Regions from separate parts of the Homo sapiens genome. Here region 2 is linked to region 1. Evidence: read pairs that join two places in POLR2A ChIA-PET (ENCODE). Cell type or tissue: IMR-90. All regions are shown on one strand. Links, peaks and the distances in the headings refer to the core of each region. The heading gives the core; the rest is flanking DNA.

Region 1 (8,342 bases), core at 97-8,096:
TTCTTCCCAATTCATTTTATATAAACTTTGAGAAACACTTTGCCTTCAAATATTTAGTAAGTAAAGCTTTTTCTTGGTTCACATTTGTGTGAAATATGGGTATTTAAGAGTTATCAGGCCAGGCGCGGTGGCTCATGCCTGTAATCCCAGCACTTTGGGAGGCAGAGGTGGGTGGATCACGAGGTCAAGAGATTGAGACCATCCTGGCCAACATGATGAAACCCCGTCTCTACTAAAAATACGGAAATTAGCTGGGCGTGGTGGCACCTGCCTGTGGTCCCAGCTACTCGGGAGGCTGAGGCAGGAGAATCGCTTGAACCAGGGAGGCAGAGGTTGCAGTGAGCCGAGATCACGCCACTGCACTCCAGCCTGGTGACAGAGACTCCGTCTCAAAAAAAACAAAAAAAAGAGTTATCAACTGGCCAGGCACTGAGGCTCATGACTGTAATCCTAGCAATTTGGGAGGCTGAGGCAGGTGCATCACTTGAGCCCAGGAGTTCAAAACTAGCCTGAGCAACATGGCAAAACCCCATATCGATCAAAAATACAAAAAATTAGCTAGGCATGGTGACACACACCTGTAGTCCCAGCTACTCAAGAGGCAGAAGTGGGAGAGTGGCTTGAGCCCAGGAGGCAGAGGTTGCAGTGAACTGTGATCGGGCCACTGCACTACAGCCTGGGAGAAAGAGAGAGATCCTGTCTCGGGGGGGGAAAAAAAAGAGTTACTGATTACACAGATTTTTTTTTTCTTTTTTTGGAGACAGGATCTGGCTCTATCGCCCAGGCTGAAGTTCAGTGGCATGATCTTGGCTCAATGCAACCTCTGCCTCCTGGGCTCAAGTGAACCTCCCACCTCAGTCTTCCGAGCAGCTGGCACTACAGGAGTGCACCACCACGTCCAGCTAATTTTTTTTTTTTTGTATTTTTTGTAGATACAAGGTTTCACCATGTTGTCCAGGCTGGTTTTGAGCTCCCGGGTTCAAATGATCCACGTGCCTCACCTCCCAAAGTGCTGAGATTACAGACATGAGCCACCACAACTGGCCATAGATAACTACTCAGCTCTGGGGTTGTAGTGTGAAAGTAGCTACTGACAGGTATGGCTCTGTTCCAATAACGTTTTATTCACAAAATGGGCCAACCTCTGCTTTAGAACCATGCTGCTCAAACTACTCCAAGGATCAGCATTAATGTTTTAAATGTCACTTAAAACATTATCCAGAATTATTGACAGCATTTTAAATGAAATGTTATGAGAAAGTCAAAGGATAATTAATTTACTTTAATTCTGATAATTAATGACTTCATAAAGCCTTCTTCCTATTTAGGAAACCCAAATCTGTGATACATTATTAAATCAAAGACATATGTGAGAACAATACACTTTCAGTAAATGATGAGCACTTTGTCGAGAAAAAAATCTTAGATCAGAGCTAAGGGAAGAAGGTCAAGAAGCCTATGCAGTTCAGACCAAAGGAAGAAAAAGATGTTTGATCCCTTCCTTCCCTGATGCTTCCAAAGCAAAAAAGGAAAGTATGGCCAGCAAGTTGCACAACCCACTGAATGTTACAGTTGAAAAGGCTGGACTTATCCAACTCTTTGACTTAACAGACAGGGAGATGGAGACCTAGAGGTGCTAAGTGCTGTGTGGGGTACCTGACAGTATCTGCAGCTTGTTCAGGACAAAGCACTGGGGAGAAGCACAGTGCTGTATAGACAACAGGCTCTAAGAAACGGGACTGAGGAACCTTTGCTTTGTTTCCTATTAAGTCTCTTTCAAGACTGTACAGGGAATAACTACTTACCCCAGAGAAGCATCACAACGTAAAAACAGCTGGGCTTTAAAGCTACACTTCCATTCAAATCCCATGTCTACCCTTTCAGTAGCCATGTAACCTTAAATAAGCCACTTATTATCTTCATCTGTAAAACTGGGATAATACCAAGCTCAGCAAGATATTTTAACATGTGAAATGCAAACCAGCAAGGTATCTGCTACATAGAAAATGTTCAACATGGTCAGATGTGGTGGCTCACACCTGAAATCACAGCACTTTAGGAGGCTGAGGTGGGCGAATCACTTGAAGTCAGGGGTTCAAGACCAGCCTGGCCAACATAGTGAAAACCCATCTCCACTAAAAATATAAAAATTAGCCGGGCCTGGTGGCGGATGCCTGTAAACCCAGCTACTCGGGAGACTGAGGCATGAGAATTGCTTGAACCCAGGAGGCAGAGGTTGTAGTGAGCCAAGGTCACACCACTGTACTCTAGCCTGGGCCACAGAGCAAGATTCCGCCTCAAAAAAAAAAAAAAAAAAGAAATGTTCAATATGTGGTAATAATCACAGTTGTCATTATTTGCCAAAGGACTCTCGGTTGAGCCCTGTATTGTAATTCTAGGATCCCTATTCCTGATTTTTCTTTCATTCAATATTCATTCTAAAAAGCATGTTCTGGGGCCGGGCACTGTGGCTCACGCCTGTAATCCCAGCACTTTGGGAGGCCGAGGCAGGTGAATCACCTGAGGTCAGGAGTTCGAGACCAGCCTGACCAACATGGAGAAACCCTGTCTCTACTAAAAACACAAAATTAGCTGGGCATGGCGGTACATGCCTGTAATCTCAGCTACTCGGAAAGCTGAGGCAGGAGAATTGCTTGAACCTGGGAGGTGGCGGCTGCGGTGAGCCAAGATCGCACCATTGCACTCCAGACTAGGCAACGAGAGCAAAACTCCGTCTCGAAAAATAAAAATAAAAATAAAAATAAAAATAAAATAAAAAGCATGTTCTGCTTTAAACCAGGGATTGGAAAACTTTTACTGTAAGGGGCAAGACAGTAAATATCTCAGGCCATATGGTCTCTATCACGACTACTCAACTCTGGGGTTATAGTGTGAAAGTAGTGACTGGCAATACTTAAATGGGTGTGGCTCTGTTCCAACAACATTTTATTTACAAAATGGGCCAACCCCTGCTCTAAAACCATGCTGCTCAAAGTACTCCAAAAACCAGCTGAATCAACATCACCTGAGACCTTGTTAGAAACACAAAAACTTGGGCCCTGCCCCAGAACTACTGAACCAGAATGTGCATTTTAACAGGACTACCCAGTGAATCACATGCACCTTAAAGTTTCGGAAGTACAGTCCTAGAATTCAGCCTTAAAACTTTCAGTGAATTTAATACTTAAAATACTTAAGCCTGAAAGAGTTTTCTAAAAACATACTTACGCTCAACTCTTAAAAGGTAAATTACAAACAGCTGTTTAAAATCATACTTACATTATACTTTTTAAAGTAGGTATCATTCTCTGAATCCTTTAGCAACTTCTGTAGTTTTTCCTTTTGCAGAGTTAACCAGCCCATAGCATCTTTCACCTTTCCCTGTATTTTACACACACAAAATTAAACTATATTTTAAACGGGCTTGGTTTTTTTAACAAAAAAATTAGCAACTTGAAACATCAGTGAAATAATGCCATCATTACACACCAATGATTCATTATGCCAAAGAGTAATTTCACTTGTTCACATAACACCTTAAATTTTAAACCAGATTGAAACTAGCATCTGAACATGACAATGTGCTAAAGAAATGGGCAAGCAACACACCCCCTCCCCCATTTTGGCTTGGAGAACATTATTCTAAATCACTTCTTTATAGCAGGCATTTCAGAAGACTGCCTTCCAATAAATCGAAATATGGGGTAATTCAAGAGATGTTCACACCCTGCAAAAACACTGACATCAAAAATAACTCAAACACTTTCGAGAGCCTAAAAATAACACTACCAAAGGTTTTAGCTATGCTATCATTAAGATGTGAACAACAATTACTTTTTCCGTAGATTCTTGCTTAGGTGGTAAACTTGCTTGCTTACATTTGGAAGCCAATTTTACTACTATAGGACAAAGAAGTTATATCTTATTTCCACTCTTCCTTAACCTTCATTTACTTTGTTTTTTCCTATTAAGTAAAAGTTTTCTAATATTTTTGCACTCAATTTCATGGACAGTTGAATCTTTCATTTTATTTTTTTAATATGAAAATTAGTTAGAAAAGAATAGCTCCTCAGCAGGCCAGAAATAAGTGAACCGAATTATAAGCCTGCATCTCAGCTTGAGACTCTCTTCCAGAGTCAGCAACAATCTGGCTTATTGCCTCAAACTTAACAGCTGGAAAAACACAGGCCCAATTTGTCAAATAAAATGCATGTAAACATGTCTGAAAATGCATGCAAACATGTGGTTTAAAATACATTTTTAAGTAATATCGAACATTTTGCTAAATTCACAGCACTCATTTATCATCTTAGAAGCAGAATAAGAGTTTCTTTTCAGCTCAGCAATTTTTATGAAGTTTCTACCCACAATATTTTGTGTAATTCACTGAAAGTAAAGGAGAAAAACTGAATAATCAAATGGCAATCTAATAGTAATTCAAGGCTGGGCACAGTGGCTCGCCTATAATCCAGCACTTTGGGAGGCCAAGGCAGGCAGATCACTTGAGGCCAGGAGTTCGAGACCAGCCTGGCCAACATGGTGAAACCCTGCCTCTACTAAAAATACAAAAAATTAGCCAGGCAGGATGGTCCATGCCTATAATTCCAGCTATCAGGAGGCTGAGGCACGAGAATCATTTAAGCCTGTGAGGCAGAGAAAATAGTAATTCAAGAGTATATCAACAAATAGGGATTAAGAGTAGAACACAACACTTTCATTTATATGAATCACACAATTTCATTTACATGAAGCTAAAGAATAGGCAAACCGGAAATGTGCTCAAATTAGATGATGGTGAGGGTTGCCTGATCATGTAAATACACTAACAACCATTGAAATGAACATATTAAATAGATGAATTTTATGGTATATAAACTATATCTCAATAAAGGAAATAAATATTATAATACAAAAAAATTTGACAGGCCGGCCGCAGTGGCTCACTCCTGTAATCCCAGCACTTTGGGAGGCCGAGGTGGGTGGATCACTTGAAGTCAGGGGTTCGAGACCAGCCTGGCCAACATGGTGAAACCCAGTCTCTACCAAATATACAAAAATCAGCCGGGTATGGTGGCACATGCCTGTAATTCCAGCTACTTGGGAGGCTGAGGCACGAGAATCACTTGAACGGGGAGACAGAGGTTGCTGTAAGCCAAGATCGCGCCACTGCACTACAGCCTGGGCGACAGGGCAAGACTCCATCTCAAAAATAAATAAATAAATAAACAAAAATAAAAATAAAAATAAAAAATAGAATATTATAATAAAAATTTGATATCTTTAGATTTTTAAAAGCTTAACTTCATTTGTCTTATATAGTGCCCATCTAAAAGTTGTTTCAGATAATTCAGCAAAGTTTAATAAATTATCCCTTTGAACCTAAAAAAAAAAAAGAACATTCAACACTAATCTACAGTAAAAGAAATTAGAATGCTGGTTGCCTGGGATGGGGAGCAGAGACAGAAAAGGTGCCCAGTGGAATATTTTGGGTACTAGAAATGTTTTACATCATGATTGAAGTATGATTTACAGGGGTGTATGCTCATTAAACTGTACATTTAAGTTCTGTATGCAAATTATATCTTGATTTTAAAAATTAAACCATTAGCAGGATACAACTAAAATGAGCTTGATTTATGCATATGAAAACATACCTGAGCCTCCTCTCCAGTCCCAGGGGCATCTTTGGAATACTGCAGAAACTGTGCCACATAGGTCATGATGGACTTTTCATCAGGATCAACAACATCCACATCTGCAAGATACACCACACTATCAATTAGCTGTTACACATTTACTATAATGAATACTCAAGAATGGGCTATGCCATAGCCTCTGCCATTTGGTTCACAGGCTCTGGAAATGCACCAAAGTAGTCACCCAGCCATCCAATCTCTGTTTACTCAGCCTTGCTGCAAGACTGTGCAGTGGCTAAGAGTTTAGATCTATACTCAGAGAGATCTGGGTTAAATCCTGGCACTAGTATGTGCACAGTCTCCGTTTTCTAATAATAAAGTATCACTATGGGGTATGTCTGAAGGCATAAGTAGTCAGAGAGGATGAAGAGGAGAAAATAAAGCATTCCTCTTTCTAGACACATAGTGCAGAAATTCCTCCAGGAATGCAGGAACATACAGCAATTAGAATGCATTCCTGACATGTTGGTCTTGGCATGTGTGCAGTAAAGCATCTCCAAAAGCATATATTGTACGGAAGGCTTATCTAAGACATCCACAGAGTTTGTTCATTCATTCATGGAACAAGTAAATCTACTGAAAGCCTTCTACAGGCCAGGCTTTGTGTTGCATTAAGAGTCCATGGTGAAATAAGTTTGTAAAATGCTGAATTAAACAAAATTTTAAAGACTACAAAATCTTATTTATCTTATTTTTTATTTTTTTTAGACAGGGTCTCTCTATGTTGTCCAGTCTGGTCTCAAACTCCTGGCCTCAAACAGTCCTCCAATCTCAGCCTCACAAGTAGCTGGCACAAGACACTGTGCCAGGCATATAAATTCTGTAAAGTGCAGAACTTCTCCAGGCATCTAATAAGTGAAGGAGATCATAAAATCACAAAAGGGTGAATGCAATATGTCACAGACAAAATGAACACCTAATTTGGAGGTGTTTCTTGACCTAAACAAGCAATGAAGATTATTGGAAAAAAAAAAACACTTCACTGTTTATTTATTAATTAAGTTAAACTTAAAGCAACAAATATTTACAGAGAGCCAATAAATGTGGGTCACAGGCAGGGGCTACAAGGATACATAAGGTATGGTCCATGCCTTTGGAGATCTTACATTTCAACCCTCTATTCATTCAGCTAGTAGATGCTAGATGCCTTAAAACATTATCTGCCCCTCAAGGAGTTTAAGGTTAGGAGAAAAACAAATAAACAAATACAACACACCATGCGTGCTTTAGTGAACATATTTACTAGGTTCAATGAGTGCTCTAAGTCACCTGAAGTAGAAAATAAATCCAATTCATTTGCAAACAATGTAATTCAAGGCAGTAAGCATATAAAAGCCAGCAATAAAAAGCTGAGGGTAGGGTCTCAATATAGGAAGAATTTCTAAGAATTAAGTTATTCTGTCTTTAACTGAAAAAGATATAAGCACCAAGAGATACGTAAAATAATGATATTGGCTTATTTAGATATTGCTTTATAAAAACTTATTATATACGAAGCCACACGTGAAGATTAAATGTGTTAACAATATTACGTCAAAATAGTTCCCTTATTCAAATATGACTATGGTATTTGGTTTGCATAAATAATCATGATGCATTTCACATTTTTGAGCTATTATTTAAGCCATTTATAATGAATTATGGGCAATTATGCGGAGGAAATTTGTTTTTACTATAGTGTCTATTTCATTAGTTGCCTGGTTATTTGTACATACAAAAATGGAGAAAATATTTTATACTAATAATAAAGATTTGGAGAATCATAATATAAGAAAAGTATTTAAAACAGTCATCAGAAACAGGAAATGAGAACAAAAGCATGAGGAAAAATGAAGGAAAAAGAAAAGCCAAAAGACAAAGAAAGGGAGAAAAGAAGGTAAAAAAGGAAGGGGGTAAAAAAAGATAGGGGTAAAAAGTTAACAAGAATTAGTAACAACCAACATGAAGCCAGACCAATGTCCAAACTGTAGAAATACGGCTGTAGGCAGGCCACGTACGGTGGCTTAAGCCTGTAATCCTAGCACTTTGTGAGGTCAAGGCGGCGAATCACCTGAGGTCAGGAGTTCTAGACCATCCTGGCCAACACGGCGAAACCCCCTCTCTACTAAAAATACAAAAATTAGCCATGCGTGGTTGCACATGCCTGTAATCCCAGCTACTCAGGAGGCTGAGGCAGGAGAATTGCTTGAACCCAGGAAGCGAAGGTTGCAGTGAGCTGAGATTGAGCCGCTGCACTCCAGCCTGGGAGACAGAACAAGAGACTCCATCTCAAAAAAAAAAAAAAAAAAAAAAAAAAGAAGAAGAAAAGAAAAAAGAATATGGCTGTAAGCTCACATATAAGTTCTAAGTTCACATTGGCTGTGAGCTTACAAATATAACCTAATTCAACTCTTACCAAAACCTGAAGTCCAAAGAGGCTAAATACCAGTAGTAAAGAGCACAGCTACCACACCAGATCTTGGTTTCTAATACCATTCTCCAATAAAAAGAGCCAGGGCTCCTTGGAGAAATGACTGATCCTAAGACTGGGGCAGGAAATATACAAGATGAGCCTGCAGCGTCTTGTCAGGCCAGAAAGTAAGAAAATGCTCAAAAACAAACAAGCAAACTTCATACTGATGGGGATAAATCAAAGGAGCATAAGAG
Region 2 (8,342 bases), core at 115-8,114, 140 kb before region 1:
TAGTTTTCAGATATTGCTATATCTAGTTTTCAGATATTGCTACAGACAAAGATTTTGGAATTCCCTTTCCTTTTTTTGCCACTTGAGAGAACAATCTATTAATATTAATTAATCTAAGACAATCTATTAATATTAATCTGTAATCACAGATTTACCACCTGCCTTCATTATTTATTCAAAAATTTTATTTGAGCACCTGTTATATGCCACGCACATTTTTTTTTTTTTGAGATGGGGTCTTGCCATGTTGCCCAAGTGGGTCTCTAACTTCTGGGCTCAGGTGATCCTCCTGCCTCGGCCTCTCAAAGTGCTGGGATTACAGGCATGAGCCACCACACCCAGCCCTCCACACACTTTTTTTAATGACAGTATTGAGTTTCTCTGCTTTCTCATGAACTCACCAAATTAATGAGGAAATAAGCAAGCTGCATGACTAATCTGGGTTTTTTTTGCTAGTTATTTGAACCTGAAAAGAATCCAAAGGGGAAGAGAAGACAAAAAGAATATTTCCAACCATACAGCTTCAAGAGCTGAGGGTGGCCTGAGGAACCCACTAGAGATCAGTTCACCCACCTCTTTTTAAAGTCTAAGAAATCCAAGTGCACAGAATGTTCAATCAGCCCACATGCCTCCCTTTTTACCATGTTGCTTCTGAGAAGCACCCAAGTTACTAACCCAAGGTCACACAGCTCTGTGATCTTTTAATTCAGAGTTCCCTTGTTTTTTACACAGTAGCATCCCTGTAAAATACCTTCTCTATATGATAGCCCCAAATTCTAAAAGCAAAACTTATTTAAATGGATGTTTTATAATTGTACACTTTGGCGGGGGGGGGGGGGTGTAAAAAGTATTACTATAAGTATTTCTTATTAAATAAATATGTCTTCTCTAAAGCATAACTGTAAATTAATAATAGCTAGCCTTTATTGGGCTCTTACCATGAGCAGGCACTGTATGGTCACACAACTAGTAAACAGAATCAAAAGCAATTCCTGCTTTCACTACACTTTGGAATCTACAAGTCCACATTCTTGATATAATTTCACCAACCTTTTAGTATCCAAGTTAACTTTTCAGTTGGTGAATCACATTGCTTCACTTCTGCATCAACACAACACTGATCTAAGTAATCAGTGAAGTAATCAGTAATCAGTAAAAAAAACTGCAGTTAAAATGCAAGTTGATTTTCTGGCTATTGCTACATTTCATGCCAAAATAGCAAACCTTTACATTTTCTCCTTAATATTTCAGTCAATTCTACAAATACCTGCATATCTCCCCCACTGCTTATACCTGCATATCTCCCCCACTGCTTATGAAATGTAAAACTGCATACCTAAAGTACAGTACCTAACTGCACATGAATAAATGAAAAGCATGCCCCTAGAATGGCATGGTGGTGGTTTACTCTGAGGTCATGCCTAGCTTGATTTCACATTTTCACATTTTTCCATACTAAATATTTATCCTTGGTTGTAATACGGGTCAAGAATGACTCAGAATTTTACTAAAAATTATGCAATTATCATTTGGTCAATACACTTAACCTCTGAAACAAAAGGTTTGTTGAGGCTGATAGAAGGCTGATGACATTGGCTGCCTGGTTTCTGCAAAGTCCCCACTTTCCTTCTCATTAGTGATGTGCTGTGCCAATGAGACAGAAATCACTAAAAGGCAGGAAGACAGTCACCAAGAGGTATGGAACTTGGAGCCAGTAAAGGTGTCCCTGAATAATCAGAAGTGGACAAATTCCTCCTGTAGTAAAGGGTAACATCTATTTTTCCTGCTCCAAGAATTCCTCCCCAGCAAAAGTTCTGAGTTAAGAAGAAAATACAAATACACACATACATAAATTAGTTCAAAAGAGAGTCACTGGAGCCTAATAGTTCAAAGCTCAGGTTTTAAACTCAGAGTCAGAAAGATCTGGGTTTGAATCCTAGCTTTGCCACTTACTAGCTAAATGACCTTGGGCATCTTACTTCTCTGAGCCTCAGTTTCTCCATCTGTAAAGTGGGGTAACAGTAATATTTATCTCATAGAGCTGTTGTTAATGATTAAAAGAGATAGTATATGTAAAATCCCAGTACCTGGCCCATATTAAATGTTCAGTAAGTATTTTGTTATCCTCCTTTTTCTTCCTCCTTCTCTTTATTGTCATCATTATCTAGTATCCACATGGCCAGGGAAAAGACCCTAGAGGTTATCCACACCAGCAGAAACAATATTAAGCAGAATGGCTACTGTAGCTAAAACACCATTGAAGCTACATCTGATTTTTAATTAGATGTCAAAAATAACATTACGGTGGGCAGATGGTTTGAGACCAGGAGTTCGAGACCAGCCTGGGCAACATGGCAGAACTGTGTGTCTGAAAAAATACAAAAATTAGCCAGGCGTGATGGTGTGTGCCTGTGGTCCTAGCCATCCGGGAGGCTAAGGTGGGAGGATCACCTGAGCCCAGGAGGTTGAGGCTCCAGTGAGCCATGATTGTGGCCACTGCACTCCAGCCTGGGTGAAGAGTGAGACCATGTCCCCAGAACAAAACCCAGATTAATTCTGAACAGCAAAAAAACATACTGACTAGGTCAGCAACTTCCTTAGACCTAAGCATTGCCACTGGGTGTAAACCTCTGACATTTGTCCACCTTCCTAGACATATATTGTTAAGAGAGACAGAGAATGAAAGGGAGGGAAAGAAAGAAGAGAAAGGAGTAACAATTTGAGAACTAAGAGATATTTTTGTAAGACTAGACAAAAGATTGGGAGAAAAAAACATAAATAGAACTCAGTATAAAAGAAGAAAAGAGATGCAATAATTAAACAATAAAAACAGCAAAAACATGCCAATATCTTTTATAGGAGCTATTTGATGAGACCCTTGGAGCTTTAGGTCCAGCTAAACACCAAAATTAACTTGGGAAATAGTACCCATCCCCCACACCCTGCTGTAAGGCCTTATTGAGAACAACTGAGGTACAAGATTCCAAATTAGGAAGCCAGATTAGAATATTCTGGGTTTGATTCCTTATTCCTCCATTCACAAGCCATATATATATATATACATTTTTTTAAAAGACAGAGTCTTGCTCAATCGCCCAGGCAGGCTGGAGTGCAGTGGCGCAATCTTGGCTCACTGAAATCTCCTCCTCCCAGGTTCAAGCGATTCTCCTGTCTCAGCCTCTTGAGTAGTTGGGATTACAGGCATGTGCCACCACGCCCGGCTAATTTTTGTATTTTTAGTAGAGACGGGGTTTCACCAGCCTGTTGGTCAGGCTGGTCTCAAACTCCTGACATCAGGTGATCCACCTGCATTGGCCTCCCAAAGTGCTGTGATTATAGGCTTGAGCCACCATGCCTGGCCCACTAACTATATTTTTACTCCCTGAATTTTGATTTCTTAATTTGTAAACATATGGTAGGTATGAACCTACCTTATACAGTCTGAGGGTTAAACAGATAACTATAAATGCCTTTTATGTAACAGGCTATTAATCAATATTAACCCTTCTCTACTTTCTTTGCCCCCATAAGTTCTATCTACAGATTAAAGAAGTAGTCATCAACAGAAAGACTATTTCATGATGACAAATGGTAAATGAGTGAAAAGCGTCTAATTCTCTATGCCATGCCTATTTTCTTTGTAAATATCTGATGACAAGTCTTCCAGTTCTACAGCTTGACAGCACATATCTTCATATGTTAAAGTTCACAAGGAACACTTAGCTTGACGTACAAGGTATTGCAGGACACAGAACACTGGTCATCTCTAGGTGCTAGTCCAGCTATCTGAGCAGTTTACTTATTACCAACCAGGACTTACCTCTTCTGTTTGGTTGGGCCTTAGGGAACATTCTGGGCCTTGCTCAGTGTTTAGTGAGTCTGGTGTGAGGATTTGTGCCATGGAATTATCAGAGGTGCTTATTTTCCCATATGCTTCCTGTAAAGAAAAGAATCAGAGCTCCAGAAAGGGTCCTGCCCTGGTGCCACATGAATTCTTCTTTCTGCGCATGCTCATTTTACAAACTACCTGCTTGCAAAAAAGTCAGATATGGAGAAGTCAGATACGATTAGAAAAAAGTTTGTTCATTAGGGAAAAAATCAGCTTCCCCAAGACTGTCTTTATTTGAAAGACTTGCATTCTCCACACTTCTCTTCTTAATGAGCACATAAACAATCTAGAGAATTACGTACTTAAGTAAATTCTTCCAGAAGTATGCTTTGTCTTGTTGAAGTATTCTTTAAAAGTATGTCCTTATGAAAATTTAAATTACATGGCCAGGTGTGATGTCTCACACCTATAATCCCAGCACTTTGGAAGACCAAGGCAGAAGAATTGCTTGTGCTCAGGAGTTTGAGACCAGCCTGAGCAACATGGTAAGACCCTGTCTCTATCAAAATAATTAATCAATTAATTATATGATAAAGGCCACATTTCAAAGAGTGGGGAAAAGGTGAATTTATTCCATTTAGGAACAACTACCAAGGCATTTTATGAAAAATATAAGTAGAATTCTTGTATTACTCCTAACAATAAATTCTAGTTATGAAAAATATAACTAGAATCCTTGTATCACCCCTAACAATAAATTCTCATTGTATTCTCAAAGTTATGCCATAAAAATTCTAGGTGTGGGGAAGCATGACAAGAAAGGAAAATAATATTAGTATTGACTACATAAAAAAATAAAATAATATGCACCACAAAAGATACCATAATCTAAGTTAAAGAGAAATGACAGACTGGGATAACTATTACACATAGTGTTAATATTTTTTTTTGAGACGGAGTCTCGCTCTGTCGCCCAGGCTGGAGGGCAGTGGCACGATCTCGGCTCACCACAAGCTCCGCCTCCTGGGTTCACGCCCTTCTCCTGCCTCAGCCTCCCGAGTAGCTGGGACTACAGGCACCCGCCACCACGCCCAGCTAATTTTTTGTATTTTTAGTAGAGATGGGGTTTCACCGTTTTAGCCAGGATGATCTTGATCTCCTGACCTCGTGATCCACTCGCCTCGGCCTCCCAAAGTGCTGGGATTACAGGCGTGAGCCACCATGCCCGGCCAATATTCTTAATATATTAATTACTCTATAAATAATAAGGAAAACATCAACCCCTACATAGAAAAACAGTCAAATGGTAGGAACAAGCAAGTCGCAAAAGAAGAGTTACAAAAGCCAATAGGCATCTAAAGAGATATTCAACATTCTTAGAACATAAATTAATTTAAACCACTGGCTAAGTTTGGCTAAGACTGACAATATCAAAAATCAGCTTGTGTGTTGGTTGGGGGGGGGGGTCTGGAAATGCAATTCCATGTATACCTAGGAGAAATATTGTTGGTATAGCCTTTCTTTTTCTTTCTTTCTTTTTTTTTTTTTTGAGACAGGGCCTCACTCTGTCACCAGGCTGTGGTGCAGTGGTGCAATCTTAGCTTCACTGCAACCTTCATCTCCCAGGCTCAAGTGATCCTCCCACCTCAATCTCTGGGACTATAGGCATGCACCACCACGACCGGCTAATTTTGTATTTTTTACAGAGACAGGGTTTCACTATGTTGCCCAGGCTGGTCTTGAACTCCTGAGCTCAAGCTGTCCGCCCACCTCAGCCTCCCAAAGTGCTAGGATTACAGGCATGAGACAACTGCACCTAGCCTGGTATAACCTTTCTAGAAGGCAGTTTGAAAATGTGTGTCACATTTTAAATGGATATATACTTTGATTCAGCAATCCTTCTTTTAAGATTAACCAAAGTTAAGCAATGGGAAAATGACATGTACACAAAGAATTAACACAACGTGACAGAAAGCATGTGGATATTATAATCAACCAACCTTGATTGCTCTACTTGCAAGTTGTATGATCTTGGACAAATTAACCTGAACTCTCTGAAACCTCAGTTACTTCACCTTTAAAATGGGAATAAAACCTATCTTACCTATGCTTGCAATTAAGTGACATATATAAGGCATTTAGCATTTCCTAACAAAATGTTAGTGTCTTTTCAGCTTCTACTGAAAACAGTGACTGTTATCAGAAAGGTATAAACCAAGAATTAAAGGTAGAGATTAGATAAAATTAGAAAGGTAGGCGGGGACCAGGAAAATCTGGAATGTCACGCTAAGTTTGCATTTTCTTCAGTAGATAATCAAACTCCATGAAGAATTTTAGGCTGAGGTTTCGCATGATTGGTTTTAGGAAAAGTCATCAGTATTTTATAAGATGTATTAGGAAAAACAATTGGAGACTGTAAACCAATTAGAGGGCTACTCCAAAAGTCCAGGGAAGTAATAAGAATTGCTTGAAATAAGACGATGGCAAAAATAATGGGAGGAGAGGCTGTACACAGTGAATGGACATCATTGGCCACTGACAGGATGTGACAGGTGAGAGAAATGAGGCACCTAGTAGAACTCCAAAGTTTATCTCTGAGAAAATAGTGGCACCAACAGCAGACACTGAGAAATTAGTAAGAGGAGCAAGCTTTGAAGGAAAGGTGGTAAAATAGGTTTGAGTTGGAGAAACTCCATCCCAAAAAAGTCTATCACGAGGATAGAAATGTGGAATAGATTTATAGATTTAAGAGAAAAGCCAAGACTAGAGATTTAGTTTGGTAATCACTGGCATAGAGGTGACCACAAGCTCTCAGAGGAAATAAAATTGCCCTGAAAGAAAACAGAGAGGCCGGGCGCAGTGGCTCACACCTGTAATCCCAGCACTTTGGGAGGCCAAGGCAGGTGGATCATCTGAGGTCAGGAGTTCAAGACTAGCCTGGCCAACATGGCAAAACTCTGTCTCTACTAAAAACAAAAAAAATGAGCCAGGCATGGTGGCGGGCACCTGTAATCCCAGCTGCTCGGGAGGCTGAAGCAGGAGAATCGCTTGAACCCAGGAGGCAGAGGTTGCAGTGAGCTGAGATCGCACCACTGCACTCCAGCCTGGGCGACAGATCGAGACTCTGTCTCAAAAAAAAAAAAAAAAAAAAAGAGAAAACAGGGAGAAGGAAGAGGACAGAACATTGGGGGAATGCCTACCATCACAGACGAAAGAGAAAGAGGGGCAAGAAAAGGAGATGGAGGAGGGACTAGAGGTAGAAGGGACAGGGAAGAACAGAATTAAGAAAGTTAAAGGAACACCGCAGTTAAAGAAGGAAGAGGTGGTCACTCCCAGAGAGGTCAATAAGGATTAGGACTAATAAAAGGGTATTGAATTTGTACTCCAGAAGTCAATGGCAGTTTAAGCATAGCCAGAGGCTGAAACAAGATTACAAAAGGGGCCGAGGGAGTAGAACACCAAGGAAAGACCTTCAGTAGCAAATGAAAGACGAAGTGTAGTAATTGACATGGGAAGCAGGATCCAGAAATTCAGTTCATTAAAGTACCATACTGAGCTGAGTATAGGATATAAACGATAAGCTTCTTTCCACTCATGAAATCGTATCAGGTGTATTCATAAAAATGTGCTAAGTCATAATTGAGGTTCAGAATCCTATTGGAAAACAGGGAAAGAGACAGCAATTTCCTTTGCAGGATGTCAGGAGGTTTCTTGGAGCAGGGGAAGTTGAGATGGGTCTTTGTGGATGGGAAGGAAGTCTACAGAGAGGCATGGAGAAAGGGCATCCCAGGGACCAAAGCCTTCTGTGGAGCTACTGAAGATGCAGGCTGGTTCTGGAACTATCTCTCTGTTTGAAGTAGTGGGGCCACAAGGAAGAGAACATGTTAGGGAGGGGAAGCCTGAGTACTGAGGTAGAGAAGGAAGGAACCTAGCCAGAGGCAGAGACTGACAAGGCAGGTATAGGCAGAGAATGGCGCCAATGATTAAGGAAAGAGTTGGCCTGAGAGCAGGGGGAGGGGTCAGCCCTGGACAGGAGGCAGGAGTGAGAGGTTTATGGATCACGAGGATGCAGAGATCTTCCGGGAGCAAAGGAAGCACGTAGTTTTCACATAGCCTTACAATGATTTTCTAAAGTGAGACCATTTGAGAGACTGGAAAATATTTAGAATGTCATAAGGAGTAAAAAGACTTAGCGCATCTAATTTATCTTACATACTACTTTGTTCCACAAAAAAAAAAAAAAAAGATTATGGAGAGACCCTCCACCCAAAACTCCCAAAAGAGTGGCATGTTAATTTACATGCTTTGGTAAAACAGTGCAGTGAAGCTTTTAGCTGCTCCTTTGAGGTATCTGTTTGGTCAGTTTGGATTTTCACATATATGGAGTTTTCCTCAAAAAAAGTACTCTCCTGTTATTAAGTACACAATAGAAATAGAACCAAGCAGGTGCTCATTAAGGCTGTCTTTGCATTTGTGCAAAGGTAATGTGAGAAGCTTTCAAAGATTCACGGTA

Evidence for each region. Peaks named below come from ENCODE experiments on the same cell type or tissue, not always from the same donor. Only the 100,000 strongest peaks of a DNase experiment are listed, where the experiment ranks them.
Region 2: POLR2A ChIA-PET joins it to region 1 with 13 read pairs; 2 of 35 experiments call an interaction of 5 or more read pairs at or near these places.

The regions. Positions count from the first base shown.
Region 1 is chr14:63,958,938-63,967,279 of GRCh38, reverse strand. It overlaps SYNE2 (spectrin repeat containing nuclear envelope protein 2), which reads right to left. Exons shown (of 116, transcript NM_182914.3): 9 at 5,655-5,755; 10 at 3,280-3,381. Among named protein-coding and RNA genes, the nearest start is that of SYNE2, 110 kb to the right of the region's middle. In IMR-90, for the core only: no CTCF peak of the experiment used is centred there; DNase peaks (open chromatin) are centred at 4,199 and 6,169.
Region 2 is chr14:64,103,086-64,111,427 of GRCh38, reverse strand. SYNE2 (spectrin repeat containing nuclear envelope protein 2) reads right to left here. Exons shown (of 116, transcript NM_182914.3): 65 at 3,821-3,937. Among named protein-coding and RNA genes, the nearest start is that of MIR548H1, 12 kb to the right of the region's middle. In IMR-90, for the core only: no CTCF peak of the experiment used is centred there; no DNase peak of the experiment used is centred there; H3K27ac peaks cover 192 bases.